Regions from separate parts of the Homo sapiens genome. Here regions 2 and 3 are each linked to region 1. The links are chromatin loops, found by intact Hi-C in ENCODE. Cell type or tissue: IMR-90. All regions are shown on one strand. Each heading gives the region's core, and the rest is flanking DNA. Links, peaks and the distances in the headings are about the cores only.

Evidence for each region. A loop is a pair of places that touch in the nucleus more often than their neighbours do. Peaks named below come from ENCODE experiments on the same cell type or tissue, not always from the same donor. Only the 100,000 strongest peaks of a DNase experiment are listed, where the experiment ranks them.
Region 2: a loop joins it to region 1, with 4 times the contacts of the local background. A loop is called at or near these places in 5 of 110 quality-filtered maps.
Region 3: a loop joins it to region 1, with 5 times the contacts of the local background. A loop is called at or near these places in 13 of 110 quality-filtered maps.

The regions. Positions count from the first base shown.
Region 1 is chr9:84,309,517-84,320,592 of GRCh38, reverse strand. It overlaps SLC28A3 (solute carrier family 28 member 3), which reads left to right. Exons shown (of 18, transcript NM_001199633.2): 2 at 7,139-7,234; 3 at 10,879-10,964. Among named protein-coding and RNA genes, the nearest start is that of SLC28A3, 26 kb to the left of the region's middle. In IMR-90, for the core only: CTCF peaks have their summits at 2,800 (motif pointing right) and 5,129 (motif pointing right); a DNase peak (open chromatin) is centred at 5,152; H3K27ac peaks cover 137 bases.
Region 2 is chr9:83,956,897-83,967,055 of GRCh38, reverse strand. It overlaps a transcript of QNG1 not described here. Among named protein-coding and RNA genes, the nearest start is that of QNG1, 5.2 kb to the right of the region's middle. RefSeq lists an enhancer at 3,738-4,368. In IMR-90, for the core only: no CTCF peak of the experiment used is centred there; a DNase peak (open chromatin) is centred at 7,835; H3K4me3 peaks cover 133 bases; H3K27ac peaks cover 70 bases.
Region 3 is chr9:84,164,619-84,175,694 of GRCh38, reverse strand. No RefSeq gene overlaps it. Among named protein-coding and RNA genes, the nearest start is that of SLC28A3-AS1, 110 kb to the left of the region's middle. RefSeq lists an enhancer at 2,207-2,716. In IMR-90, for the core only: CTCF peaks have their summits at 2,405 (motif pointing right) and 4,676; DNase peaks (open chromatin) are centred at 4,694 and 6,244; H3K27ac peaks cover 2,285 bases.

The DNA of each region.
Region 1 (11,076 bases), core at 2,289-7,288:
AGGGAAGCACATATAACATTCAGAGTTAAGCATAAAAGGCTGATACAGCACAGGAAAGGAAGGAGGAACAGTTTAAGTAGAAGGAGGAAAATAATAAAGTGTGATATCACAAAAGTCAGGGACAGATCATTTTGAAGAGGAAGTAGTCTATGGTGCATGATGAAAACTGAATTTAGGGACATGGAAATCATTGTCTTTGGCAAGGGTGATTTCCATGGAGTAGTAAATGTGCAGGCCAGGCCAGGCACAGTGGCTCACGCTTGTAATCCCAGCACTTTGGGAGGCCAAGGCAGGTGGATTATTTGAGGCCAGGGGTTCAAGACCAGCCTGGCCATCATGGCAAAATCCTGTCTCTACTAAAAATACAAAAAAAAAATGAGCAGGGTGTGGTGGCGTGTGCCTGTAGTCCCAGCTACTCAGGAGACTGAGGTATGAGAATCACTTGAACCCGGGAGGTTGAGGTTGCAGTGAGTCAAGATCATGCCACTGCACTCCAGCCTAGGCATCAGAGCGAGAATCTGTCTCAAAAAAAAAAAAAAAAAAAAAAAAAAACAGTGCAAGCCAGGCTGGAATGAGTAAACATAAGTAAAAAGTACAGCTAGAAGATGGACAAAGGATACTTATCTATGAATTTTTGGCTGCAGGGCAATAAAAAATTAATAAAGGTGCAAATATTAGCGTTCAAGGGGGTCAGGGGTTAAGTAATATCGTGTATGGGAAAGCACAGCACCATGGCTGGCAGAGTCATGAGTGAAGGCGTGGTCACATTGCTCTCAGAACAGCTTCTCTGTGAGTGACTTTAGACTTCTCTGGTCTCCTTCCCAAATGCATAGGAAGTTCTTATGGCAGTGTCTTTCTCTACTCAAACAAATCAGCCTAAGTCAGAAAAAGGCAAGGAACAGTAACGGGAAACTAGAGCCAGTTTGAAATAGTCACACATTAATAAACACAAATGATCAACACAAGTATCAAAAGCAACAATAAGAGTGAAAGATAACCCAACAGCCGCAAGGGTAATGGTATCTTGGAGTGGACAATTCTGCATTTGTGACTTTTTACAAAATAATTTTTATGTTTTTATTTAAAAAAATAGAGAGACAAGGGTTCACCATGTTGCTCAACCTGGTCTCAAACTCCTGAGTCCAAGTGACCCGTCTGCCTCAGCCCCCCAAAGTGCTGGGATTACAGGTGTGAGCCACTGCACCCAGTCCATGATGACTTTTAACTAGCCCCCAGCTCTGGAAACCCTGTATTTAAGGAAGAAATAAAAATATACATCAATGCATTTGGAACAATTTAACTCAGGCCTTTTGGTCTTATTCTTGATATGGTTAATGTCATAGATAAATAAAGCTGAACACTCATTAAAGTGATGAAGATGGATTTCAGTGAGTAATAAACTATTGCAGTAGGGAAGAGGGCCCAGCGTGACCTGAAGTAGGAAATTGGCCTACTTATCCTACCTCCTACGTTTTCTTTTCCTTCCCCTTCAAGTAGCCTTCTAATGATTTTTTCTACTTTGGCAGAGGACATAATGTTTATAATTTGTTCTAGAATCATAATCCCTGGAATCATCTTAGATTTTATTATCAAATAGATTCAAAATGTACTAACTCTCTTTTTTTCATAATTTCTCCGTTTATCATTTGTATGGCTTCTTCCTCTAGCAGTTTCTTCAAGAAAGCTCATGGAAACCATATTCCTTTTTCTTTTTTTTTTTTCTGAGACAGGGTTTCACTTTTGTTGCCCAGGCTGGAGTGCAATGGCACAATCTCAGCTCACTGCAACCTCCGCCTCCCAGATTCAAGAGATTCTCCTGTCTCACCCTCCCGAGTAGCTGGGATTACAGGCACAGGCCACCACGCCCGGCTAATTTTTGTATTTTTAGTAGAGATGGGGTTTCATCATATTGGTCAGGCTGATCTCAAACTCCTGACCTCAGGCGATCCAACCTCCTCAGCCTTCCAAAGTGCTGGGATTACAGGGGTGAGTCACCACGCCCGGCCTGGAAACCATATTCTATGAGGACTCACATGTTTAAACTTTCTTAAAACTCTTATTATAAACCTTCCTTTAAGTTTTCTCCTTCGGGTACAGCACTCCCTCTCTTTCCCCTTTCCCTGACATTCCCATACATATGGGTTTCCTCTGCCTCCTGGCTCACAAAGTTCCCAAGGGAAGAATGTTAACAGTGTTCTGAAGCCATAGACATTGCTAGTGTTACAGCCACTCACAGCAGCATACAGAGACTTGACTTCTTGCACCCAATCCAAAGATCCCTCAGCATTGAAAGGTAACAGTGAGCCCCAGGCTGCCCACTGGGTCTCTTGCCACAGGTACTGCTGCTCCTTACCTGGCCTCTAAACCCACACAGGCAGGCAGGTAAAACAAGAACATCTCTGGGGAATGGTCTAGCTAGTGCCCATTAACTCACACTAAGGATTATGCACACCCGAGACTTGAGCCAGAAAGTTACATGAACCAAGTGAGTCAAGACCAATAGATAACGATCAAGGACTTCTAAAATACAGTCTTTGAAAATGCAATCATTCCTAGGCAAAATCCATGCAGTCGAAGAATAACATTTAGAGAAAGGGCCTTAAAACATTTGACATTGGTAGATGGTAAGAGTAAAAAAAGAGTTGAAGTGGGGTATGATCCCAAACAATTTTGAGAGATCAGATTCACCAAACAGATGTTGATTTTGATAAGTCTAATTTCAAATACAGAGGACAACACGACTGTAAATGCCCCAGAACAAGCGAGAAGCAAACTAAACCATGAAATTAACTTAATAGTCAATGAGCACTTACTATGTGTGCCACTGGATGGAGCCACCCAACTTTGTTAGGTAGGTACTGCCTCCATTCCCACAAGAAGCAAGACCACTGAATGAGTGCAAGACCACTCATGCAATTTGCTCTGGCAACCAGGCCAGAGCAAATTCTATAGTGAAGAAAGGCTCTCCTAGCACAGTGGTGGTACCTCTGCAGCAGAAAAACCCCCACCACAAGAACTGAGAAATGGAAGCCAGGCTGTGTGATTACAGCACAGTGCCAGGGAGAGGCTGAAGAATGTCAAACCAGCCATGATGACAAGACATGTCCACAGAGGCAGGAGTCCCCACCCATGTTACTCAAAGGATATATTCCACTTAAAACCAGCGTACAGGGCAGGAAGACCACTATTGTGGCTTGAGAAATGACCACAGAGCCTAGGTGTAGCTAAAAGTGGCCACAAGCTTCTCTGGAACTTTCAACACTTCTATAATTTATACCTTTGTCTTTTAATATCTGGAGTTCAAATCAGGCTTTCTAAGTTCTAATTTCCAAACGGAATTTAATTCCTAGGCACACTACTGTGTCTTTTGATCTTCACCAGGCCCAAAGAATCACTCCTCTATAGGCACAAGATGGTCTGGGGAGGGACAGTCTGGGCTGAGATTCTACCCCAGCCATTTCTGGCTACACAACCCAAGTCAAGTGATTTACTTATCTTTGCCTCAGTTTCCTCATCTGTGAAAATGTGGATCATGGTACCCACCTCATAGGCCTCTTGGAGTTGTTGTTGTTGTTGTTGTTGTTGTTGTTTTGAGACGGAGTCTTGCTCTGTCGCCCGGGCTGGAGTGCACTGGTACGATCTTGGCTCATTGCAACCTCCACTTCCCTGGTTCAAGCGATTCTTCTGCCTCAGCCTCCCAAGTAGCTGGGACTACAGGTGCCCGCCACCACGCCCAGCTAACTTTTGTATTTTTAGTAGAGACGAGGTGTTACCATATTGGCCAGGCTGGTCTCGAACACCTGACCTCATCATCCGCCCGCCTTGGCCTCCCAATGTGCTGGGATTACAGGCATAAGCCACCACGCCCAGACAAGAGTTTTACACAGTGTCTCCTGCCTACTAAATACTGTATCATTTGGTGCAAAATAAAAGCAAAAACCAAAAGTAACAAGAGAAAAGTTAGTTTCATCCCAATAAAGTTGAGGTGGATGGTACAGAGCCGGGGTGAGCCTCCTGCTCAAGGCTTCCAGGGACCCAAGTTCCTCCCAACTCAGCACCCTGACATCACAAGGATGTGGGCCTTGTATCCATGGTCCAGTTGGAACCATCCTCACACTGGGCAGCAAGACAGAGGAAATGACAAAAAGGAACAAGTGCACCTGCCAGCCATCCCTGGCGGAACATTCCCCGAGCTGCCCCCAACAGGGCACCCTTTCTACTTTCATTTCGTTGCCAGAACTTAGTTGCAAGGGAAGCTTGGATATGTAATCTTTTTCCTAGGTGACCATGTGTCAGCTAACATTCTTTGAAAAGGGATACCACAAATAGGGGAGTCATTTTAGAAATTTCCAGTGTTCTAGAAGTTATTATATGGTTTAGAAAGTGAATGAAAGGAAGAAAATAAAAATGCCTCTGTCCATCTCTGCCTCCCTCTAATAGCCACATAGAAAGTGCAAGATCAAAGAAATGGTGGGAAACAAACCCCAGGCACAATGTACTCCTGGTTACTAGGCTGTCCCTTCAAAGGGGGCTCAATCAGGACCCTCATCTTTTAGCACACCTAACAACTAAAACTAACTAGAGAAATTAAATGTGTAAGCTGTAAACGGCCTAGACATACTCACAATGCAATTCCCTCACCTTTCTTACACATTCAACAGAGGGATAGATTTTACCATGAGAACGCAGTCGTGGTTGTAGGGCGTTAAGTGTGCAAAGGTATTTAGTAATGTGAGTTGCTAAATAAATGGAAAGAAACATTGAGCTAAGACATTATCTGGGGCCCCATATCACAGCCCCACGACTCTAATTTAAAAAGAAGAAGAAAGACAGTTGTCTTAATGGTCATTTTCCAGGTACCAGTCAATATCCACAATAACCCCACTAATTCTGTTGGAAATCCTCAAGTGGGAGATATTGTTCTTCCAGAAAATACTAAAAGGCCAAGGCGTATACTCTGTTGGGGGCCAAATAAGACTATTACACAGTGGAGAACAAAACCACACGTGCTCTTGTTGCCACTTAAAGGAGTGCCCACTCTATCCCTCAACACACACACCTTCCACTTTCATTAACTTTAAAAACGTAGGATCCACCCGTGTTCCACCAGTAGTTTTCAGATCCTGCCACCAGGTGGCAGGAGGAATCAACGTCAAGAAGCTGAATCTCCTAATAGAATTAGAAAATGTCAGGATTCCGTAAGGATCCGCAAGAACCCCAAATCCAAACTGTGTTGTATGAATGAGGGAGTTAAGGCTTGAGAGAATGTGGCCTGCTCAGTAGGGACCCTAAGGACTAGCCCCTCAGTGACCTGTGTTCTGTTACTCCACCAATTCATGTTTGGTTTTATTTTTAACTTAGTATTAAGGAACATTTTAGCATCCACCAAAGTAGGAGAATAATAAAATGATTCTCCGGGTACCTGTCAGCCAACTTCAGCAATTAGCAACATTCTGTCATCTTCCCATACTATGTATATTTTTTCTTTTCATGCTGTTTGTTTGTTTGTTTTTTGAGACTGAGTCTCGCTCTGTCGCCCAGGCTGGAGTGCAGAGTGGTGTGATCTCAGCTCACTGCAACCTCTGCCTCCCAGGTTCAAGCAATTCTCCTGCCTCAGCCTCCCAAGTAGTTGGGATTACAAGCACCTGCCACCACGCCCAGCTAATGTTTGTATTTTTAGTAGAGACGGGGTTTCACCATGTTAGCCAGGATGGTCTCAATCTCCTGACCTCGTGATCCGCCCACCTTGGCCTCCCAAAGTGCTGGGATTACGGGCGTCAGCCACCACACCCAGCCCATGCTGTATTTTTATACCAAGAACCCAAGGGTACTACATTGCTGTGCTAATGCAACATTAAAATTACTGTGGGTCATTAATTCAAAACATTGTTAGTGTCTGCTATATGCAAAGAACTGTAGGATATAAGCAACTGTAACAAAAAAGGAAGTATGGCACAATACTTTGATGCATGAATCTTGTACTGTAACTTTTTTTTCATGTTTATTCATTCTTGTGTTTCAGTAAGTAGAAAATGCAATACAACTTGGAATTGCAATATTTGCTGGATTCCTGGGGCCAGTCAGAGATCTAAGTTAAAATTAGAGTCATACACTTGGTCTTTGAAGATGCAGTCATAGTCGTTGGGCTAACAGAAGGCATTTCCTGACACCATTTATCCATTACCTCACTCTAGAAAACGGCAAGTTGAAATGAGATGGGAGAAATATTAGATACCTCAAAAAAGATAAAAGAGACAGGAGACAGGTCCAGTGTTTGTCACTTCTGGAAACAGCAGCTGAGGGGTCCGGACGGCCCTATAAGAGCAAATCTCGTTCAGTTCCTTAAAGTAAAATCAAGACAGCCTCACACACACACAAAAAAGGGCATTTTTCTTATGACCATTACTGCCAGAGATTGCTTTAAACCAAAAAAAACCCATTTCAACATTTCGTAAATCTAACATCTAAGAATAAGGCTATTCAGCCTATGGTTTACCACGTTTTAGTTCATTTTATAAGTTGAAAATCAGTGTGATGTGATAGAAAGGAGAGTGGAAACCTGCCCCTGGTCCCAGCTCTGCCTATTGGAAAGTTATCAGGCCGAGATGAGGGCAATTGTCCTCATTCCTCTCTTCCCCTGGACCACTTTTGTATCAGAACAAAACAAAGCAAAAGTCATATGTTTCTTTTCTTTACTTTCTTTTCTTTTCTTTTTTTTTTTTTTCAGGTAGAGTCTTGCTGTGTCTCCCAGGCTGGAGTGCAGTGGCATGATCTGCCTCTGGGGCTCAAGCAATTCTCCTACCTCAGCCTCCCAAGTAGCTGGGATTATAGGTGCACAACACCACGCCCAGCTAATTTTTATATTTTTAGTAGACACAGGATTTTGCCCAGGCTGGTCTCCCCTCCCACTTCGGCCTCCCATCATGCTGGGATTACAGGTACGAACCACTGTGCCCAGCCGATCATCTGTTTCTTTACAAGCCCAGGATTTGTCAGCTGTTTGTTGAATCGGATGCTTCATCTGAACACCTAATCTTTGTTTGTCTCATCCTCCAAATTCCTCTAGGTATTTTTCATGAAAGAACATCTGTCTTTTGGCTGTAACTTTTTATTTTTTCAATCTGCACTTTTTTCTTAGAATGAAGAAAACTTTCTTGAGAACGAGAACACATCAGGAAACAACTCAATAAGAAGCAGAGCTGTGCAAAGCAGGGAGCACACAAACACCAAACAGGTACAGCAAGACTGTGGTGCATGACTCTAGTACCATGGCAGCCGCTGCGCAACAGGCACCTGAGAACAGTGGGCACAGAAAGCATGGCGCCCCACTGGCACGCAGAGGAACAGATTAAGTGGTAATTAAAGTGTGTGGGGGCATAGTCGTAAAGAAAACACACACGCCCAAACAAAGAGATTTTGTTTTTATCCACCTGTCCTCAGAGTTCCCTGATGGGAAGCATCACTTCACTATTAGGAGTTCCAAGCTCCATCTCAAGGAAAAAGGCATTGGCTTAGACAAAAGCATCTGAGCTTTAACGTAAATGACAGAAACAAGAGGAACCCTCTACTATGGTTCTGAATCTGGGTCCATCATGCACTCGCATTCCTTAGTAGCTTTATACCAGTCCGAGGGACTCTTGCTTAATTTCACTTACATGTTGAATTCTGGACAGGAGTTTATTTAAAGATGGCTTCCTGTTGCCAAAAAGGTGAACAAATTACCCATGTAGGTCACCCCTTAAAAGGTAATTCAGGGCCGGGCACGGTGGCTTATGCCTGTAATCCCAGCACTTTGGGAGGCTGAGGTGGGCGGATCACTTGAGGTCAGGAGTTCAAGACCAGCCTGGCCAACATGGTGAAAACCCATCTCTACTAAAAATACAAAAATTAGCTGGGCGTGGTGGCGTGTGCCTGTAATCCCAGCTACTCTGGAGGCTGAGGCAGGAGAATCACTTGAACCCAGGAGGTAGAGGTTGCAGTGAGCCGAGATGGCACCACTGTACTCCAGCCTGGGCGACAGAGCGAGATTCTCAAAAAAAAAAAAAAAAAAGGAATTTGGGGTGCCCACTAGTGTGTCATTTTGTGAGGAGTTTTCTCGTGGTAAAAGAATCACTTTTTTTTAAAGTAGACAATTTGGAAAACTTATTGTAGCAAAATTTGGAAAACCAAAAAAGGCTTATAATTCAAGAAAAAAAGTCAGTGCCTAACATTTTGGAACACAGCCTTTTTTAATGCAAACATACACCCACATGCATATGTCATCTGTATTGGAATCATACCATGCATAGTACAGTGTTTGGTAACTGTCTATTTTGCTTAATTGATTGTAAAAAATGTTCACTAAGTATTCTTCAACAAACAAAAAAGAAAACAATACTTATGTCCACATAAAAACCTACACATGGATGTTTAGAGCAGCTTTATTTGTAATTGCCAACACTTGGAAGTAACCAAAATGTCCTTCAGTAGGTGAATGAATAAATAAACTGTGGTACATTCAGACATGCAGTGTCTTTCAGCGCTAAAAAGAAATGAACTATCAAGCCATGAAAAGACATGAAGGAGCCTTAAATGTACATTACTGGGTAAAAGAAGCCAATCTAAAATGGCTACCTATTGTGCGATCCCAACTATACGACATTCTGGAAAATGCAAAACTATGGAGACAGTAAATAGTGCTTTCAAGGCATCAGGGGGTGGTAGGGACAAATAAGAAGTGTGGGGTTTTTTGTTTTTTTGAGATGGAATCTCGCTCTGTCAGCAGGCTGGAGTGCAGTGGCACAATCTCAGCTCACTGCAGTCTCCACCTCCCGGGTTCAGGTGATTCTCCTGCCTCAGCCTCCCGTGTAGTTGGGATTACCGGCACCCGTCACTGTGCCCAGCTAATTTTTTTTTTTGTATTTTTAGTAGAGACGGGGTTTCACCATGTTGGCCAGGATGGTCTTGATCTCCTGACCTTGTGATCCGCCTGCCTTGGCCTCCCAAAGTGCTGGGATTACAGGCATGAGTGACCACGCCTGGCCATAAGAAGATTTTTAGGGCCATGAAACTAGTATGCCTGATACTACAATGGTGGATACATGCCATCATACATGCGTCCAAACCCATAGAATGTACAAGACCAAGAGAGTCTCACTGCAGACTTTGGGTGATGGTGATGTGTCCATGTAGGCTCCTCAGTTGTAACAAATGTACTTCTCTGGGTTCATTTGATAGTGGGGAAGGTGAGGGTGGGTAGACAATACATGAAAAATCTCTATAGTTTCAGCTCCATTTTGCTGTGAACTTAAAACTGCTCTTTTAAAAATATTTTTAAAATATTTTTTTCATAAAAACAAAAATTTAGATATTTTTCAATTATAAATGAGGATATGAAGGCTGAGGAGTAGCTACTGGATTTGATAGCAATGGGCCTTGGGTGACATTGGCAGGATGCATTCAGCAGAAGCACAATCACAGTGGGTAGAGAAGTGGGCAGGGTGTGAGGAAGTGACCTCCAAAGAGTAAACACAACTCTCTCCAGCGGCCTGGCTGTGAAAGGAAAGAGCGGTGCAGATGTCCCATGATTGTGGGAGTCAAGGGAGATTTGTAGTTGTTGTTTTTAAAACATGAGAAAAGATGGAAAAATAAGAGCCAACAATAGTAATGTTAGATATACCATAGATAGCAGGTAACTTGGGGTACTTTCACTGCAAGAAAATAATAATGATGACCATTTAAATCAAATATTTACCAAACATTGACTATTGGCTAAGCTGGGAATTAGATAGAAATAAATAAATAAGACTCAACTCCAGCCCTTCCTCAGAAGCTGCAGCTTGGACTCAGCTGGTCTCTCTTACAATTATCCTCACACCTTCCTTGTTCCTAGGGTCCAGCCCAGAAAATGAAGGTAATCTGAATCAGAAGAACAATGGAGTTTGGCCTCGTGGAATTATAGGATTTTTGAGAATTCTTTCATCTCAGACACACACTAATGATTTATTTCTATGATTTCTGTTAAAGAGAATCAAAGGCCACATTGGATATGACAGAAGACAAGTGCTGAGATTTGACATTATACTTCTTAGAGCACACTCAAACTGCTCCACCTCCATCTATTTCCTCCCCCACCAGCTTCTGTACCATTGGTTACAAGAGCCAGGCTTATTATTTGAGACATTATTGGAGACTGGAGACAGGTAGGAAATCCTCTGCCATCCTGGAAATAGGATGGGTCATGGATATTTGAGAGCTCAAACTGTACCTAGAAAGATTGTCCATGAAAAAATGGGATGGGTCAGAGATATCCTACACTCAATTAATTAGAGCAAGGGCTAGCTGAGTAAGGGAAATAGTCCCCTTTAGCCCAACTGATAAAAGGATCCTAGTTCCCAAGGGGAGGCTTATTGGCTCTTGAAGGTGCCAAGCTAGTGTTCATATTCACAGACCAAGCCTTGGGCTGCCGGGGAAATAAATCCAGCTTTGGTCTCAGTCATTTGGAAACCGGGGCTGGCAGAGTACTAGGGGAGATTTATGCAGCTCCTGGTATTAACTTCATTTAGTACTTGGCTGAAAACAGAGATGGGGTTGGTTGATTACAAGAGAGACAGGAGCAAAAAGCACAAATATGAGCCTGTTCCCTTAAGAAAAGGAGAAAATACCAACAGCTCCTTTGGAAGGAAAGGAAGAGTTCAGTATGAACCTGGCATTTTTTGTGTGAGATTATAAGCCGGGAAAAAAAATGTCTGTGCAGTAGATAATAGGAGCCATCTTCTTGCATAATAATTTAAAAGGACCTATTGAAAGTTCTTTGCCCGAGTTCTGAGCAATGAAACCAGGGTCCATTATGCCCAGGATGCTCATTATTCCATCTCTGCTCCAATGTTTGATTTCCAGGATGAAGAACAGGTCACAGTTGAGCAGGATTCTCCAAGAAACAGAGAACACATGGAGGATGATGATGAGGAGATGCAACAAAAAGGGTACAGTCTTTAAAACAGGGAAATAACCAAGCCTACCTCCCGTTTGGTTTTATTACTTTGTTTTATCCCCATTTGATTTCTTTTTTTTTTTTTTTTTTTTTTTTTGAGATAA
Region 2 (10,159 bases), core at 4,967-9,966, 360 kb after region 1:
AGGGGCCTTTTGCATTGCCACTGCTATTGATTGGTAAATGGTATTTAAAATTTGGGTGAGAATTGGGACAGGTTGGGAGAATTTTCACAAAGGGTGGGAGAAGTGAACATAAGCTCTTTAATTAAATGGAATATTGAGACAATTTTGTAAGAAGTTACTGGTGTATAATGCTGACTTAGTTTCAAAAATTTAGCCTAACTTTTTGTAAGTTAATTACCAAAATGCCAACAGACAGAAACCAAGTTGTACTAGTTATCTCAAGAATTTAAAACCTTTCCCTACTATTCAAATTTTGTTTGCCTTTGTTTTATTGTACTGAGACATATAATGTAAAATACTAAATCTGATCTAATAGCAAAGAAAATCAAACCAAACAGCAAAATTTCCTTTTAAAAAACCCTTTCATTAGTTTTAAGGTTTTTTAGTACTCAATTACTACCGTTCCACGTGAATTAGGTAATGAATTGCTTCAGATTGCTGTGATTCGAAGTAAATTTAATTAGCCTCGGTGCAGTGGCTCACACGTGTAACCCCAGCATTTTGGGGGCCAAGGTGGACAGATGGCTTGAGCCCAAGAGTTTGAGACAGCCTGGGCAATATGGTGAAACCCCATCTCTACAAAAAATTAGCCAAGCATGGTGGCGCGTACCTGTAGTCCCAGTTAGGAGGCTTGAGGTGGGAGGATCGCCTGAGCCCGGGAAGTGGAGGCTGCAGTGAACCTTGATGGCACTACTGCACTACAGCCTGGGTGACAGACCCTGTCTCAATCCAGTAAGTTTTTATGTTAAAGAGAACCAAAAAAAGGAGAAGAATTTTTGTTTTTAAAAAGATGGTCTGGCTGTGTCGCCCAGGCTGGAGTGCAGTGGTGCTATCTCGGCTCCTGGCTCAGGCCATCCCCAGAGACCTTCCTATATTTCAGACCGGGGCAAGAGCAGTGGGAGATGATTAATGAGAGAGCAGAAACTCCAGATGGGTTGAAAAGGACGCCAAAAGCACAAAAACAAGGCACTAGCCTCACTTCTAATTTGAAACCCTGCAAAGTGTTCCTATGACCACATGGGATAGAAAGCACAGAAGACCGAGAGATACACAATGTTTGGCACAGAGATGATCTGAGATTACAGACACAAACACCCCACAGAATTTTCCTTTGATTCCCAGATGTCGTAAGAGGGACATCACTTGAGAACCAATGGGACTTGTGATGGGGTCATTATGGTGAAAGATAGGGTTACTGCATAGTAGCAGCTGTAAGATAAAGAGCCCAGCTAGTGGCTGGATACAGATGGCAGAATAGCAAAAGATTTGCAGTACCAGTGAAAGCCAAGGCGAGATAGTCAAGGAGAGACCACTGAATTGAGTGCCAGTTATATTAGCTTTGGCGCACACCTATAATCCCAGCTGCTCAGGAGGCTGAGGCAGGAGAATTGCTTGAATCTGGGAGGCGGAGGTTGCAGTGAGCCGAGATCGTGCCACTGCACTCTAGCCTGGGCAACAAGAGAAAAACTCCGTCTCAAATAAAAAAAGGAAGACCAGTTTTTTCTGCTATCAGTGGGAATGGGAATTTATGAGAAAACTCACAAGGCATATCTAGGAATTTACCCTGGAATTACCAAGAAACAGGAGAGTTAAGACTAATGCAATCAAACCATAAATTCTAGGTGGAGGTGATCTCACTTGGAATGGGCCTTCAGATCATTTATTCATACTTTGTGTCTCAAATTGGTACCAATTCTGTGTATAGTTCAGACTCTGGAACTCGGGATCAGGCTGACACTGCTGAGACTGCATCATGGTTTGACCAATTTTCCCTGCCCTGTGCTCCTTTCCTCATTCTGCTTCAACTGAGAGCACTCTCGAAGTGAATCAATTGCACAAAAATCCCTGGCTTAGGCTCTGCTTCTAGGACTTGATCTAACACAGTTAAGCTGAAGCTAAAGCAGAAATGTACATCACCCACATATCCTGGACTTGATTGTGATGCAGCAAATAATGAGACTGGGTTGTCTCCCTCAGAAGAGGGGGTGAGAAACTTATGAAGAATAACTGCATTATACTAGTATTTCTGAAAGTACATGAGAAAAAAATTCTTGAATGCTGAACAGCTAAAGGGTGAATTATAATGGACATCTTATTAATACCACATCAGTTTCCCCTTTCTAATTGCACACAGTTTTCCTTGAGTTTTTCTCTCTCCATTGTACATAGGCTTGAGGAGAAAGAAATCCTGGTCCTTAACGGGTTATTTTGTCACCCCAGAGGGTGGACATTTGATTTAGGCTTGGCCAACCAGACTCTTTCTCCTGAGATTTTCAATCTTGAGGAGAATGATGCAAGCAAGCTGTAATGCTTATAGGTTTTTTTGGGTTTTTTGTTTGTTTTTTGAGATAGTCTCCCTCTGTCACCCAGGCTGCAGTACAGTGGCATCTCGGCTCACTGCAACCTCCGCCTGCCAGGTTCAAGTGATTTGCCTGCCTCAGCCTCCGGAGTAGCTGGGACTACAGAACTACAGCCACCACACCGAGCTAATTTTTTTTTTTTTTTTTTTTTTTTTTTTGAGACAGAGTCTTGCTCTGTCACCCAGGCTGGAGTGCAGTGCTGTGATCTCTGCTCACTGCAAGCTCCGCCTCCCGGGTTCTCGCCATTCTCCTGCCTCAGCCTCCTGAGTAGCTGGGACTACAGGTGTCCGCCACCACGCCCGGCTAATTTTTTTGTATTTTTAGTAGAGACAGGGTTTCACCATGTAAGCCAGGATGGTCTCCATCTCCTGACCTCGTGATCTGCCCGCTTCGGCTTCCCAAAGTGCTAGGGATTACAGGCGTGAGCCACCGCGCCCCGCCTTTTTTTTTTTTTTTTTTTTTTTTTTTTTTTCAGTAGAGACACGGTTTCACCATGTTGGCCAGGCTGGTCTTTTTTTTTTTTTTTTTTTTTTTTCCTGAGATGGAGTTTCGCTCTTGTTGCCAGGCTGGAGTGCAATGGCGCAATCTTGGTTCACTGCAACCTCTGCCTCTGGGATTCAAGCAATTCTCCTACCTCAGCCTCCCATGTAGCTGGGATTACAGGCAGGCGCCACCACACCCGGCTAATTTTTGTATTTTTAGTACAGACGGGGTTTCACCATGTTGGCCAGGCTGGTCTCAAACTCCTGCCCACCTCGGCCTCCCAAAGTGCTGGGATTACAGGCGTGAGCCACCACACCCAGCACAGACTGGTCTTGAACTCCTAAACTCAGTTAATCTGCCTGCCTTGGCCTCCCAAAGTGCTAGGATTCAGGCATGAGCCACCATGCCCAGCCTATAGTTCATTTTTTAAATAGCACTAATTAGAAGACAACTTTGGGCAGTTTCTGCTCTCAAAACTCTAAAGCTGCCGGTTTTCTGTTTATGAGTCTGGTTACCCAGCCTTCTCTTCCATCGTGTGAGCTTTCTCATAACCTTTCAAAACATTCCTCTCACCGCAAAAATAATAACTGTGAGGTAATGCATTTACTAATTAGCTAGATTTAAACATTCCACAATGCAAGTATACTTCAAAACATCATGTTGTACGTAAGTACATATAATTTTATTTGCCAATTAAATTTTTTTTTTTTTTTTTTGGAGACAGTCTTGCTCTGTCGTCCAGGCTGGAGTGCAGTGGCGCGATACTAGCTCACTGCAACCTCCGTCTCCCAGGTTCAAGTGATTCTCCTGCCTCCGCCTCCTGAGTAGCTGGGACTACAGGCTCGTGCCACCACGCCTGGCTAATTTTTTGTATTTTTAGTAGAGACAGGTTTTCACTGTGTTAGCCAGGATGGTCTCACATCTCCTGACCTCGTGATCCGCCCACCTCGGACTCCCAAAGTGCTGAGATTACAGGCATGAGCTACCGCACCCGGCCTTAAAATTTTTTTTTTTTTAATTTTGCTTAGCCATTCAGTGGCTATTACATGCAGCCCTTCAATTAAAGAGGTTTATCTTATACAGGCAGCATTGCTAATTTAAGGGAGGACAGCAACAAAATAATGGATGACAGCTCTTGCTCCACCTCAGCTGCCACTGCTGCCAACCAGTTTCACTAGACCATAGTTACGCCATGTCTGGGGCTGATCAGTCATTTCCTAGAAAGTGCCAGGCTCTACCTCAAGGTTGAACAGGCAGGACAATGAGTAACATACCTGGGCTCTTTTTTTTTTTTTTTTTTTTTTTTTTTTTGAGATAGGATCTCACTTTGTTGCCCAGGCTGGAGTACAGTGGCAGGATCTCTCCTCACTGCAACCTTTGCCTCCCAGGTTCAAGCCATCCTCCTGCCTCAGCCTCCTGAGTAGCAGGAACTAGAGGCGCGTGCCACCATGCCCAGCTAACTTTTTTAAATTTTTTGTAGAGATGGGGTTTCACCATGTTGCCCAGGCTGGTGTTGAACTGATGGACTCAAGACAATTTGCCAGCCTCGGCCTCCCATAGTGCTGGGATTACAGGTGTTAGCCACCATGCCCAGCCCATACCTAGGGTTTCTGGCTTTTCCTTCACTTTCAGACTTGGATAAAATGCCACACCTCACAGGGATACGACTTCCTGAGTAACCACCAAAGGAGCTGGATGATGCAACCTGGAATTATGGAGGAGTTAACTCCCTGTGGGGCAAACTGTAACCAATGGGAATTTGTTTTCCTTCCTCCCAAAAACTGCCCTGAGGCAGTTTGTCCAGAAAGTTTGTCGAGAGACTTCCCCAAAGACTGTGCCAGCACTCCTACTGAGTGACTAGCTGTGTCTCTCTGAGCTCACCATGAAGCAGTGGCAGGACAATACAGTGTCCCCGTCAATGTCCACACCCAAAGATTGCACCTCATAGATTAAATATCAGCACTTAACCCCTGCCCCAGATTCTGTTTTCAAGGGAATCCAAGTTAAATAATCCTTTGTACCTGTTTATTTTTGTACTGTTTTAAAATAATACTTAGCTCTTCCTCCTAAGTAGGAAATATTAACTTCACTAATTAAAAGCAAAATATGGGCTGGGCACAATGGCTCACGCCTGTAATACCAGCACTTTGGGAGGCCAAGGCGGGCAGATCACGAGTTCAGGAGTTCAAGACCAGTCTGGCCAACATGGTGAAACCCCATCTCTACTAAAAATACAAAAATTAGCTAGGCATGGTGGCACACGTGTGTAATCCCAAGCTACTCAGGAGGCTGAGGCAGGAGAATTGCTTGAACCCAGGAGGTGGAGGTTGCAGTGAGCTGAGATCACGCCACTGCACTGCACTCCAGCCTAGGCGACAGAGTGAGACTCTTTCTCAAAAAAAAAAAAAAAAAAAAGCAAAATATGGTTCAAAAAACTCTAACTGGCTTTGAACTGTAGTAATAATGTTAATGATATATAATGGGAAACAATAGATTTATTCCATTATAATTTAATATTTTAAATCAGAAATTGAAGTAATTAATAGGCATGGTTTTCACAGAAAGATTCCATTCTATCCCTAAGTCATATCCTATAAATAGGAAACATTCCAAACTCAGTAAGGAGAGAGTAGGAAGAGCTTTCAATGACACTAAGAAAACCAGGAAAATATAAATGCCCTGCAAGCCAATGGACAATTTCAAGGAAGTGCTCAATCTTAAATGCTAAATATGGATAAATCAAGAAGAAAAGGAACAGAAAAATTACACTGTAGTGAGCCATATCTCTTTTCTGCTATGGCTTCATGGGGATTCAGTCTGTCATTTTGTGTATATAAAAAGAAATAAAAATAAGAGATGTCTTACCTCCACAAAATCCATTTCACTTCTATGCATAACTCTTTGAGCACATATGGGAAACTATGTCCTCCCACTAGCGATGTCTATTGTCCATCCACTGCTCTAGGCAACTTTTGCAACTTCCTCTGTTGCCCAGGCTGGAGTGCAGTGGCACGAACACAGCTCACTGCAGCCTCGACCTCTTGGGCTCAAGCGATCCTCTTGCCTCAGGCGCCTAAGAAGCTGAGACTATAGGCACATGCCACCACACCTAGATAATTTTTTTTATTGTTTTTTGTACAGACAGGGTCTCACTATGTTGTTGAGGTTGGTCTCAAACCCCTGAGCTCAAATGATCAGCCCGCCTCGGCCTCCCAAAGTGCTGGGATTACAGGCATGAGCCACCACACCTGGCCGACCCTCCATTTCTTTAATGCTATAGCCTATCATAGAAAATAGAAGATATAGCAATAATCATTCCCAAGAGCTTGACATGTAATTTAGCTAATCAAAAATGATGACTCTCTTGATGACTGGAATAATCTAACTTGGATACTGTTCAAGGGGGGGAAAGTTATATGGACACATCATTGATCATGTCTTCCTCCTTTGTTAACCTTTAAAATGCAAGCTTAGAGGTTATTTAGAGGTCATCACTATCTCTTCAAAAGCCTACCCCTGCAAGGCATAGTAGCTCACGCCTGTAATCCCAGCACTTTGTGAGGCCGAGGCAGGCGGATTACTTGAGCCCAGGAGTTCGAAGCCAACCTGGGCAACACAGCAGACCCCATCTCTACAAAAAAATTAAAAATTAGCTGGGTGCAATGGTACATGCCTGTAGTCCCAGCTACTCAGGAGGATCACTTGAGCTGGGGAGGTCAAGGCTGCAGTGAGCTATGACTGCACCACTGCACTCCAGTCTGTGTGACAGAGTAAGACCCTGTTTCAAATAAATAAATAAAGCCTATGCCTACAGGGTACAGCTTCTGCCAAAGATTTATCTATCTCTATCAGGAGATAGAGACCATCCTGGCTAACATCGTGAAACCCCCGTCTCTACTAAAAAAATACAAAATATTAGCCGGGCATGGTGGCGGGAGCCTGTAATCCCAGCTACTCGGGAGGCTGAGGCAGGAGAGAATGGCCTGAACCCGGGAGGCGGAGGTTGCAGTGAGTGGAGATCGCGCCATTGCACTCCAGCCTAGGCGACAGAGCGAGACTCCGTCTCAAAAAAAAAAAAAAAAACCAAAGTCGGGTGTGGTGGCTCATGCCTGTAATCCCAGCACTTTGGGAGGCCGAGGTGGGCAGATCATGAGGTCAGGAGATCGAGACCATCCTGGCTAACCGGGCATGGTGGCGGCTGATAGAACCGGGGCGGGGGGGCGGCGGGGGGCTGAGGCAGGAGAATGGCGTGAACCCGGGAGGCGGAGCTTGCAGTGAGCCGAGATCGGGCCACTGCACTCTAGCCTGGGCGACAGAGCGAGACTCCATCTCAAACAAAACAAAACCAAAAAACAAACTCAGGTTGCCATCAAAAGGACTGCAGCAATTCCAGGCCTTACATTCAAGGTCAATCAGGTCCAGAGGGAGCCTGAATCACTTCTGAAAATTCTCCTGGAAGAGTGAGGAAAAGCTTTTCTGCAAGCATTCTGCAAATCTTGCAACTCACTGAGGTGAACTGGGAAATATGCATAAACCTAATCCAGTTGCTGGCAAGAGGGTGATATTACCAGTCCTGACTACCCTTGAGTCTGAGGATGCTAAACTAAGCTACAAGGGAGTGCAGTTGAGAGATGGATTCCTAAACAGTATCACAGTATCTATTGGGAAGGAAAAAGCAGGAAAACCATGTTCAGTAGGTGAAGAACTCACTTTTTTTTTTTTTTTTTTTGAGACAGTGGGTTGCCCAGATTGGAGTGCGGTGGTGCCATTTCAGCTCACTGCAACCTCCGCCTCCCAGGCTCAAGGGATCCTCCCACCTCAGCCTCTGGGAGTAGCTGGGACTACAGGCTCCAGCCACCTGGCTAATGTTTTCTTTTTCTTTTTTTTTTTTTGTAGAGACAGGGTTTTGTCATGTTGCCCAGGATGGTCTCGAATTCCTGGGCTCAAGTGATCCTTGGCCTGCTAAAGTGCTGGGATTACAGGCCTGAGTCACCACGGCCAGCCCAACTCATTTTTGTATTCTCAGCATCTTGTAGACACACTTAAAAAAACAAAAACAAAAATCCCAGACACACACAGTTTTGATTTATCTCAAAGTTGAGTGAAGGAGGCATGTTTTATTCTTGTGTATACTACTTTTAGTGCTTAAATACCTTGAACATAGGCAGGAATTTGACTTTTTGGGTGGGAGGGGGAACGGGGGGGGGTCTCACTTTTTCTCACAGTCTGGAGTGCAGTGGCACAATCTCACCTCACTGGAATCTCTCTGCCTCCTGGGCTCAGACGATCCTCCCACCTCAGCCTCCCTAGTAGCTGGGACCACTGGCGCATGCCACCACACCCACCTAATTTTTTGTGTTTTGGGTAGAGACAGGGTTTCCCCATGTTGCTCAGGCTGGCCTCGAACTCATGCACTCAACTGATCCACCCACCTTGGCCTCCCAAAAAGCTGGGATTACAGGCGTGAGTCACCACATCTGGCCGGCATTTGACTTTTTTCTATCAATAAACCTCAGTGAGAGAAAAGGGTCTAAGTTATTTACCCTTCTGGATTATTTTGCAGATTGCTAGATTTCCTTGCTAAATCAATTTGTCTCCCAAGACTTAGGTGCTGTGGTAGAAAGGAAAAATCCCAAGCCAACAGACTTACATTTCCTTAACAACTGTATTAATGTACTAGTGACTTTTTCTGGAAAACGTATCATAGTGGAGTCCTTAAAGTTCCTTTTTCTTACCAAAATGAAGAAACTGGAGTGATGAAGATCTGCTTTTCTAGGGTAACAGCTGTCAAATTTAAAAGCTCCATTTGGGGCCAGGTGTGGTGGCTCATGCCTGTAATCCCAGCATTTTGGGAGGCCAAGACAGGCGGATCACCTGAGGTCAGGAGTTCGAGATCAGCCTGGCCAACATGGTGAAAACCTGTCCCTACTAAAAATACAAAACTTAGCCGGGCGTGGTGGCGGGCACCTATAATCCCAGCTACTCGGGAGGCTAAGCCAGGAGAATTGCTTGAACCCAGGAGGCGGAGGTTGCAGTGAGCCGAGACTGTGCCACTGCATTCCAGCCTGGATGACAGAGTGAGACTCCGTCTCAAAAAAAAAGCTCCATTTGGGAGGCCGAGGAGGGTGGATTACCTGAGGTCAGGAGTTTGAGACCAGCCTGGCCCACATAGGGAAACCCCATCTCTACTAAAAATACAAAAATTAGTCAGGTGTGGTGGCTGACACCTATAATCCCAGCTACTTGGGAAGCTGAGGCAGGGAGAATCACTTGAACCGGGGAGGTGGAGGTTGCAGTGAGCTGAGATCATGCCACTGCACTCCAGCCTGGGCGACAGGGTGAGATTCTGTCTCAAACAAACAAATTTAAAAGCTCCGAATCCTCCAAAAATACCAAGATTTTCCTGTCGGTAACTAGAGATGGGTACTGATGATTATTTTTAATAGGTGATTTTCAAAGATGTGAACGTTATCCATGGAGATTTAAGTCTCCAAAAGGAAAAAAAATGCATACCTTTATACTAAAACTTCATCACCAGTCAAATTTGGATCATCACTAAATTGGCTTCTACACCTCTCTCCTAATATAAGGTACTTGTGTAAGTTTGCAGTTGTGAGACACTTATTTCCTCATTTTTAATGTCTTCTCAGTAGGGCCACTGATATAGTCACTATTTGACTGACCAGAATGGTTGGCACTGGTGATTGGCTCATAAAGTGCCCTCGATTTAGGGGGCTCAATTATCAAAGGTTTAAATCCTAGCCCAAACCATTGCTGTGATGGGGGTTAATCAATGAACCACTCAGCTTCACTTGCAAAAGCGGGATCACAATAGCCGCTTTCGTCATGACCCAGCCTAGGTGAGATTTAGTACTTAAGTACACTGCCAGGCACACAAGGTTAATTTAACAATTTAACACATTTGTTTCCTCATCCATTTCTCCAAACCTTCCAACTAATCCTAACGTTCGTTCGGCCAAATGGGCCAGGAATTCACTTAAACAAAAACAAAAAACAAAACAAACAAAAAAACACTCCCTGGGGCTTGGGGAAGGAGGCACCGCCGCCCATGTCGCAGTCTGGGGGTGGCTCAGTCCTCAGCACCCAGATCTACGGCCATAATGCTCTTCGAGGCCAAGGAGCCCGGATGCGGGGCGTTGCCGAAGGCGTCTTGCTCAGGCTGCGGGAAAGGAGAGGGGTGGGAGCGGGGTGGGGGCATCGCGACCCAGGGCAAGGCGGCGAGTCGCCGTCTTCGAGTCCCACCTGTCCGAAGCGGG
Region 3 (11,076 bases), core at 2,107-7,106, 140 kb after region 1:
GTCCCAGATGCCACTCTGTAAATATCAAGTGCCTCCTAATAACAAAACTCAAAATCTGGGAGGGCAGACAGACCACAAGGAGCAGGCTGACGAGCACTTTCTGAACCTCTTCAGTTTGTTTATGTCTCCAAGGCCTGCTTTTAGTCTCAGCCAATGTTCATGTAAAAACTTTCTCTCCACTGGAGATAATGATGCTTAAAAGACTCATGGCAGGAGGGACTCTGTGGGTGGAGCAGTCAAAAGAGCAGAGTTTTGGGGGTCAGAGAGACCCCAGTGAAAATCCTGGCTTTGCCCTTTAATAACTGCTTTGTCTGGTAAGTTTCATCTCTTCGCTCAAGTGGAGATGACACTGCCTTCTTCACAGGGCTGCAGCCACAATTACAGATGGCAGTGAAAAGGGCTTTGCTCATCAACTGGCCTAAAGGACTGTTTTTATGACAGATAAATCCCAAAACTTAATGTTACTTATTTCTAATCTCTTCTACTTTAGCCCTGGAGAAATGTTGCTGAAAAGGAACAAAACATCTGATTAGACTTTATTTCTTTTTTAAATCTTTCTTTCTCTATTTCAGACTTTAACTAATGGGAAAGTGGCCACAAGTATGTTGAACAGAAAAGGAGAGAGAACAAAGGGTTTCGATAACCCACAAACTATACCTGCTATTCTAGGTGGGCCGAATTTTGTCCAGCATCAAGTAGACAGATACTCAAAATGAAAAATATGCTTTATTTGTGGATGTCAGAAAAGATTTAATTAGAGGCAGCTTTAAAAACTGGGTGATTAGGGTCAAGCAATTTCATTGACACATTAAATAAGACTTACAGTTGAGTATCATGCCAAAGTTAACTACTTAGAACTACCAATATGTACGAAATCTGGGTAGATGAGACTGCTGGTATTACCCAATATCTATTCTCTTCTTCCACAGCAAGAGAATTTTTAGCTGAGCATATGAACTCCCAGAATAATAACTGCATTTCTTACCCTCTCTTGCAGATAGGTGTGGTCAAGTTATTAAGTTCTAGGCAAAGAAATGTAAGAGGAAGTGGTGTATGCAACATCACAGAAGTGTCCTTATAGGGAAGCTTCTTTTCCTCCTTTCTGCTGGCTGGAATGGGGACATGATGGCTTGAACTGGAGAAGCCATTCAATGTTCCCTGGTATTATGAATAATCACACCAGCCCCTAGACCATTTACTCAGACTTTCACATGAAAAAAATAAATTTCCATCTTTGTTCCACCACTCATTATTTTGGATTTTCTGTTGCTCACAGCTGATTCTAATCCTAATTCAGTCTGGGTGGCATGAATATACAATTGGCTGTGAATTGTTGAATTTCTTGATTTTTTTAATGCATCAAAATCAGGCATTAAAATGCATTGGCTTGGTTTTCTGTATTTGCTGTTTCTGCTATTAACAGAAGTCCTGCTTTATGAAGCAACAGGAACTGCCTTGGTTATTGTTTATATAAAATTTGCTTTGCATGTACAAAAATCTCATTTATCTTGCCATCTGATACTTGGTAGATTTGGGTGTTTAATGGATCTTTGTTACCAAATATTTTTTCACTCATTGTATACAGATGCTGCTCTTGGGCTATAGCCATCCTTCCTAACAAGCAAAAATCCTCAGAAGATATTTCCAGGTTTTTTTATTGAGGATGCGGGTGGTGATGGATAGCTCATCTCCCCGAAGTCATCCAGTAACCCAATTCTACAGACACTTTTTTTGTTGTTGTTGTTATTTGGATCAGGGCTCCATCTCCTCATTCCTCTCCTTTGTTTTATTTTTTGCTTTTTTGCAACAGAAACAGAGATCTGAATTACATTAATAAAATAGAAAAACAGAGTGTCTGCCTGTCCTCCCCCTCTCCCTCTCTTCCTTCCTTTTTTTTTTCCTCTCTCTCTCTCTCTCTTGACTTTGAGTGAAATATGCCTTTCTAAGACTAAGGCAAATGAACTTTTGGGAGGAAGAGGATCCAAATACATAAAACTTTGCATAATCTCTCAAGGGCTGGTGAGCCCCTGGGAGTCTTTTCAGGAACACTGAATTAAGGACCAGTGTCCTTGAGTTTATTCCAGAAAGCTGGAAGCGCTCCAGTTTACAGGTAACCTCAAGCTCTAATACAATTATCCCCCATTCACACTCTCCCTTTGTGATTTGTCAAATACCCGAATACCATTACTTTCCACTTCGGTTTAAATTGACTCACTTTTGAAACTTAAGCTTCACTAATATCCATGAAATCACAGATACGGTGTGCAATTTATATTTTTTCTAATACATGTTAAAACACATGGCCATTAAAATAAAAGTATGTGCCCATGTGCCATTGTTTTAGGTTGGGTTGAGACTAGGACTAGAGTACAAATCATCTATTTGAGAGGTGTTCCCAAGAAGCACCACTAGGGGGCCGGGGAAATAAGTGTGAAGAGAGGAAAGTCAATCCAGGGAGCATTACGGTCTTTGGGGTTGCATCCCTGCGGACCCCCTAAGAAAGCTGGAGAATGAGCCTCAGAGTTTTACCCACCATCTTCCCTTCGTCATTCTTTGAAAGCTACTCTCGTGGATGTGACCATTAACTCCTACCACTGCAGGCCCGCTGTGAAGGTGGGCAAGCCAGCTCCTGCAATCTGAGTTACAGACATTTGCAGTTAAGAAGCCGTCAGCACAGGCCGGGCCGGGCGCGGTGGCTCACGCCTGTAATCCCAACACTTTGGGAGGCCGAGGTGGGCGGATCACGAGGTCAAGAGATCAAGACCTTCCTGACCAACATGGTGAAACCCCGTCTCTACTAAAAATACAAAAAATTAGCTCGGCATGGTGGCGGGCGCCTGTAGTCCCAGCTACTCGAGAGGCTGAGGTAGGAGGATCGCTTGAACCCGGGAGGCGGAGATTGCAGTGAGCCGAGATTGCGCCACTGCACTCCAGCCTGGTGACAGAGCGAGACTCCGTCTCAAAAAACAAACAAACAAAAAACAGAAGCCATCAGCACAGCGAGGAACTGCAAGTGCCTAGGTAGTTTGCTTAGGGCACTAACCATATCTGCTTCAACTACCTAATACATCTTGCATCCCACCATTAGGATATATGCTGCATGTTGGACAATCCTATACAAAGGACCTGAAACCAATGTTTTTTAGCATAAGAGGACAATTTGGTCAGGTGGAGTAGGCATCTAGCTACATATTATAATTTTTTAATGTCAGAAAACGTCCCCTCCACAAATAGATCTCCTTTTGAAACTCCTCCCCCTCCACTTCATCCTTTCTTCTCAAAGTAAGGTGCTAAAGTCTTTTCGCGGGAAATGTTATCTGGGAAGAATAAGATGTTAAGTCATTAGCAGCCAACAGTTTAGATGTCATTAGCTTAACAAATGAGATAAAGCCGAAAGGCTCTAGCTAATATTTGTAATTATTTATATCACATTTGCCTTCCCCACTGAGAGCGTAAATCCCACAGGGGCAGAAGCCAAGGCTGTTCTGTTCACTGCCGCATTCCCAGAATTTAATGTTGTGCCTGGTACACAGCAGTCCTCAGTCAACATTTATTAAATGAATGGATAGAGGAATAAATAGAGAGTAAGAGATATAGCAGATTCTGACAGAAGAAGAGAAAAGGGGGAAAGAGCTTATACTTCTCTTAAATTGGCAGAAATTATAAGTGGAAGGCAGGTGGGACAGGAGGAAGACATCAAGGAACTTGGTAGAGAGGAGAATTAAGTGCTGCAAAAGTCTTCACAAGAAAGTTTGCCCATTTCAACTCAAACACCAAAAACTAATTCAAGAAATAAAATCTTATATCTTACCTTCATGGCACAAAACATTTCTAAATATTAGAAAATGCTGTTGGAACAACTCAATGACATTGTTTTCATTAAATGTCACAATCTTGATTTATGTGCTACATCTTTGTGAACTCTGGAAAATTTTAGGATGACTAAAAAAAGATGTGATAAATTAAATTCCTCTACTCATTCGGCCTATATATATTGGGCACTTAATCAAATCACCATATAAAGGAGGTGGTGGAGGAGCTCTCTGAGCAGGCTTTGTGTGGGAAACCCCGCAGATGCTATTTAAAGATAGATCCCTCGATCCCATCCTAGATCTCTAATCAGAATCTCCAGGGGTTGCACGTGGAAATCCGAACTGTTAAATACCCTGTGTTATTTGGATGCAGGCTATCATTGCAGGTCAGTCAACCCACATTTGGGGATCCTTTCTACAGAGGATGCAAAGATGCTGCTGCTGCTGCCATTTTCATCAAGGAGTTTGCAATCTCAAGTGGATTTTTAAGACATAGATAAAAGTAACAAAATATAAATTAGACGACAAGTATGGCAGATCATTGACATTCTCTCAGGGAGACTTCATCTGGGGAGCCGGATTTGATCTAGATCATGACAGATAAACAGATGTACAATAGGGAGGCCAGAAGTGGGGCTGAGTGGATTTGAGGAAAGAATTTGGTGAACTTCTAAAACTCAACAAGAAGTTTGTTTTCATTATTGTAAGATCACAGACACTGGAAGAGACCTTTGAGATGCCTGGACTTCTGTTCACAAGGAAGGAAGGGCTCTGAGGGATAAAGAGAGCAGTACTGACAGCATGCACTGAACTTCCAGGCGCAGGCTCTCCACCCCGCCTCCCTGCCTCCTGTTGGTCTGACCACAGAGTTAGGAATGTGTTTCTGTTACTCGGAGGGACTGCTTGGCTCATGTCCTGGAGCATGCACTGCCATATGGGACCAGGTGTCAGGAACGGCCTCCTGGGGGCCAAGCAGACCATAGGGCCAGCTGGCAGGCTTTCCACCTCTCAACAAGGCCCTGTTTCATTCTGTCCTGTCACTTACAGAAGCTCCAGGGACAACAATGTTGGGGAGGGTGAGAAGAACACACACACACACACACACACACACACACATACAAATATGCACACACACCCCCTCAGTGAATGAGTAACTGCAGAGACACTGAGACGCTGCCATTGCCCAGGCTGGAGTCACGTACCAGGGACTTTCTGTCAGAGACTTCGCATATTTGGGCTTGTGACAAACTGCATGTGCTCATCCACATTCACCAGCAAGAACCTAATGGGCCTACCTCTTCAGTGGTGCCAGGCCATCCGGACACACTAGCAGGGGTCCACCAATGAGCGTTCTGTGTCCCAGCCAATGAGGGCTATTCTCGGAGATAGAAAAACCACTTGATCCAACCTGGCTCCTCTGATTTAAGGCATTGCTGAGGTAGCAGTGGCTGCACTTCTACGAACCGTAAAGACTCAGCGAAATTCTTAAAGTAAGACTTGTATTGAAACGTAACATTAAAAAAAAAAAAAGTTCACAAATTATAAGCAAATCATGTAACCAGCCCTCAGAACAAAGAAATAGAACAATACCAGCACCCTAGGCTAATCAGTAGGATGATTTCCAGCACAATTTACTAGTTTTGCCTGTTTTTGAAATTTATCTCAATTGAATCATATTAATACATTATATTTTATCTTCAACATTTATGATAGGTGAATGGTTAACAAGAAATTGCCAGCAAAGTTCCCTGCAAGTTTAAAGAACTACAAGAGTAGAAATACAGTCACGTGCCACATCATGATGTTTCAGGCAAGGATGAACTGCATATACAAGGGTGGTCCCATAAGATTAGAATGAAGCTGAAACATTCCTATCGCCCAGTGCCATCATAGCTGTCATATTTAAAAACAAACAAAAAAATGTTAACTGTAAAACAGTCTCAGGCAGGTTCTTCAGGAGGTATTCTGGAAGAAGGCATTGTTATCACAGGAAATGACAGCTCCATGTATGTTCTTGCCCCTGAAGGTTTTCTAGTGGGACAAGATGTGGTGGTGGAAGACAGTGATATTGATGATCCTCACCCTGTGTAGGCTTAGGCTAACGTGTGTGTTTGTGTCTTCATTCTTAATGAAGAAGTTTAAAAAGTGAAACAATATTAATAGAAAAAAGCTTATAGAATAAGCATATAAAGAAAGAATTTTTGGACAGCTGTACAATGTATTTGTGTTTTACACTAAGTGTTCTTACAAAAGAGTCCAAAAATGTTAAAGTTTATAAAGTAAAAAAGTTACAGCAAACTAAAGTTAACATATTATTGAAGAAAAACATTTTTTATAAGTTTAGTGTAACCTAAATGTCCAGTGTTTATAAAGTCTATAGTAATGCACAGTCATGTCCTAGGCCTTCACATTCACTCACCACTCACTCACTGACTCACCCAGGGCAACCTCCAGTCCTGCAAGCTCCATGCATGATAAGTGCCTTATACAGGTGTACCATTTTTTATCTTTTATACCATATTTTTACTGTATCTTTTCTGTGTTTAGACATACTAATACTTAACCATTGAGTTACAGGTGCCTGTAGTAATCAGTATGTAACATGCTGTACAGGTTTGCAGCCTAGGCTCAATAGGCTGTACCATACAGCCTAGGTGTGTAGTAGGCTCTACCAGCTAGGTTTGTATAAGTTCTTTCTATGATGCTCCTAAACAACACAATCGCCTGACTATGCACCATATATCCCCATCATGAAGTGACATATGACTATATTTAACAACAGAGTTTATTCTAGTGTAGACTAGGAGAGCTGTCTGGCTCAGACTTCACTCTCAGGAAGAATCTCAAATTTAGATCTTTGACATCATCTCCAAATGATGTTAATGTACATTTAGAGATAGATACACCAACAGGGCTGGAACTTTAGGCCCATCATACAATTTTAAAGCTCTGTTCCATTTCTGGACTATATCTTCTATCATGAATTATTATTGTAAAGAAATCTTACTATTTGATGAATTCAAAATTACCTTGAATTTTTGTGTTAAAAGCACTAAATATTTAAATGCAAACAATATATATTATATATACTGCTATTTTGGTAACCTTGTGTTGGCTTTCTCCATTTTTAAAGTCTCAGAAAATTAGAAGTGGTCCAGGCTTCACTTAACTTCTAAAAAAGGCCCTGCTTAGTGACATCGCTGGAGGTTTTGTTGCCAGGCTCAGGGGAAGGGCGTGTGCTGCCAACAGAGCCCCCGAAGATGGAGAAATAAGGAGATTGGCTGGGAAGGAACTGATCCCATCCCATTCCTAACAAGTCCCTGCCAGTGAGAAGTCACTTCGTAGTCCTTTATTTTTTTTTTTCATGACTATTATAAAAATAAGTTCCTATAGTACTTGGAAAGACATTTATGAATCTTCTTACTTTTAATTCAATGGGTCATCAGACTTTCATCTTTGCCAAATCCCCTTTATGCCTTCAATTTTTGCCCATGTTTCATTGATATCTAGATACATAAGTGCACTTTCCTTCTGAAGTGTCACACCACGACGCCACCACCTCTGGGGTGTATTTCTCAATGTGAGTTCCTTAGATCACCTTCGCTGGAGGGACCCAGGGTGCTTGTTCCTCATGCATATTCCTGACCCACCCCAGCTCTCCTGAAGCAGAACCTCTAAAGATGGGGCCCAGAAATATGCATCTTAGGTTCAACACCTGCGGCTTCTGCATCACCATATGTTCCTCCCTTAAGGCAGCGGTCCCCAACTTTTTTGGCACGAGGGACCAGTTTCGTGGAAGATAATTTTTCCATGTACAGGTTTGGGGGATGGTTTCGGGATGAAACTGTTCTACCTTGGATCATCAAGCATTAGATTCTCATAGGGAGCACACAACCTAGATCCCTCGCATGTGCAGTTCACAATAGGGTCCGCACCCCCAAGAAAATCTAATGCCGCTGCTGATCTGGCAGGAGGTGGAGCTCGGGAGGTAATGCTCACTAGCCCACCACTCACCTCCTGCTGTGCAGCCAGGTTCCTAACAGGCCACAGACTGGCACCGGTCCATAGCCTGGAGGTTGGCGACCCCTATTTTAAAGAACTGCCTAGATTTCTGCCTTTCTAAAAACATTCATTAGGCCGGGCGCGGTGGCTCACGCCTGTAATCCCAGCACTTTGGGAGGCCGAGGCGGGCGGATCACGAGGTCAGGAGATCGAGACCATCCCGGCTAAAACGGTGAAACCCCGTCTCTACTAAAAATACAAAAAATTAGCCGGGCGTAGTGGCGGGCGCCTGTAGTCCCAGCTACTTGGGAGGCTGAGGCAGGAGAATGGCATGAACCCGGGAGGCAGAGCTTGCAGTGAGCCGAGATCCCGCCACTGCACTCCAGCCTGGGCGACAGAGCGAGACTCCGTCTCAAAAAAAAAAAAAAAAAAATTCATTAACATATTTTAGTAGCATGCATCCCCAGTTTACATGAAGATCCACTACTGATAGGAAAACCGCATTGGAGCTAATAATGCTCAGAGAAGCAGTTAAATATGAAGGTTAAAAGCTTGATGCCTTGTTTAAGATCCAGCTCAGTTACATCCTGGCAGCATGTCCTGGAAACTCAACCTCTCTAAGCCTCGGTTTCTCACTTGTAAAATGGGAAAACGACAGCACTGCTGTGGTTTGGACGTCTGTCCTCTTTAAACTTCATGTTGAAATGTGATCCCCAGTGTTGGAGGTTGGGCCTAACGGGAGGTGTTCGAGTCGTGAGGACGGATCCTACATGAATAGATTAATGTCCTCCCTCTTAGGTGACTGAGTTTTCACCCTACTATTAATAGTTCTTGCAGAGCTTGTTGTTAAAAAGAGCTAAGTACCTCCTCTCCTCTCTCGTTTCCGCTCTCTCCTTGTGATCTCCGTACACACCCGCTCCCGTTTACCTTCCATCATGAGCGGAAGCAGTCAGAGGCTCTCACCAGAGGCAGATGCCAATCCTGAACTTTCCAGCCATCAGAATAACGAGCCAAATAAACCTTTTTTCTTTATAAATTACCTAGCTCCAGATACTCCTTTATAATAACACAAAACAGACTAAGACAAATACCTAACTCAGAGTCCTTGTGAGAATTAAATTAATGTTCATTAAGCACTTAGAGTGTGCCTGACACACAATAAATACTCAATAAGTAGTCCCTATTCTAATCTTTATGACTACTTGCAATTTAGGCTTTTAAAGTAAATATTAAAATTACACAGTAACACCTGATATTCAAGCAATGTAACCAGATTTTAAAGTTTTACTAAAAAGTGAAATGGTGGCAAGGCACGGTGACTCATGCCTGTATTCCTAGCACTTTGGGAGGCCGAGGTGGGCGGATCACTTGAGATCAGGAGTTCAAGACCAGCCTGGCCAACATGGTGAAACCCCATCTCTACTAAAAATACAAAAAACAAAACAAAACAAAACAAAAATTAGCTAGGCATGGTGGCGCATGCCTGTAATCTCAGCTACTCGGGAGGATGAGGCAGGAGAATCGCTTGAACGCAGGAGGCGGAGGTTGCAGTGAGCCAAGATCGCACCATTGCACTCCAGCCTGGGGAACAAGAGCGAAACTCCGTCTCAAAAAAAAAGAAAAGAAAGAAAAGGGAAGGGAAGGGAAGGGAGGGGAAGGGAGGGGAAGGGAAGGGAGGGGAAGGGAGGGGAAGGGAGGGGAAGGGAGGGGAAGGGAGGGGAAGGGAGGGGAAGGGAGGGGAAGGGAAGGGATAACATCCAAAGCTTACACACATGTAAGCTAACACTTGTCTGTACTGCTCCTGGGAAATGTACCAGCATACTCCAGGAAAACAACTTGGCCACAGAGCCTTCCAAGTTGATTTCCTGGCTGTAGGTCTCACACATACATTGTTAAATTGACCCCCCATGGGAATGTCATAATTTTGATGCTACTGTGTCACTTTTACTCAATTTCTGATTATTCATTTCCAGGAAAAGAGTACAATTGACTTGTGTATATTGACACATCTTGAAATCTTGCTAAATTCACACATTGTTTAGTCACTTTTTTGAAGATTAGGATTTTCTTCATATTTGTTATCTTCAAGTAAAGACAGTTTGACTTCTTCCTTTCCAATATATATGACTTTTACTTCTTTTTCTGGACTTTTTACACTGGCTAGGACCTCCAGTACCATGTCAAATAGAAAGGGTGACTGCAAACATCCTCGCTCTGTTTCCATTCTCACGGAGAAAGCATCCAGTCTTTCACTATTAAGTATGATGTTCGTTGTAGGCTTTTGTATATGCACATTATCAGGGTGAGGAAACGCTATTGTATTCTTAATTTCTTGAGACTTTTTTTTTCATGAATGGGTGTTGAATTTTGCCAAGTTTTTTTCCTGCATCAATTGTGATATAATATGGCAAGTTACATTGTTTCATTTCCAAAATTTAAACTAACCTTATATTCCTGGGATAAATTCACTTCATCATAAGGCATTATCCTTTTCATACATTGGGGGATTAGTCTTGCCAATATTGTGAAGATTTCTCCATCTATGTTCATACAGGAGAAAATGTGTTTTTATTTTCCAATGTTTTGGAGCTTGCATTCTTCTAGCCCTAAGGTATTGCAGGATAGAGAGCAAATTGCCCAAGATCAAATTGCATTTTCTCTGTCAATATCACCACTGCATTAGTCTGTTCTCTAAATGCTATAAAGAAATACCTGAGACTGGCTAATTTATAAAGAAAAGAGGTTTAATTGTCTCACGGTTCTGCAGGCTGTACAGGTATGATGCTGGCCACCTGCTCGGCCTCTGGGGAGGCCTCAGAAAATTTACAATCATGGCAGAAGGTGAAGGGGAAGCATGCTCATCTTACAAGTCTGGAGCCGAAGGAAGAGAGAGGGGGGAGGTGCTGCACACTTTTAAACAACCAGATTTTGTGAGAACTCGCTCACCATACAGTACCGAGGGGATAGTGCTAAACCATTTATGAGAACTCCACTCCACGATCCCAGTCACCTCCTACAAGCCCCTCCTCCAACATTGGGAATTACAATTGAACATGAGATTTCAATTGCAATTAGATATGGTTTGGACACATTTTCTATGGTAAGTAGAAAAGTTAAATATACTAAAGGAAATACAAATAACAAATTAACATTTATGTTAAAATTTTTGGCCAGGCATGGTGGCTCACTCCTGTAATTCCAGCACTTTGGGAGGCCAAGGTGAGCAGATCACTTGAGGCCAGGAGTTCGAGACCAGCCCGGC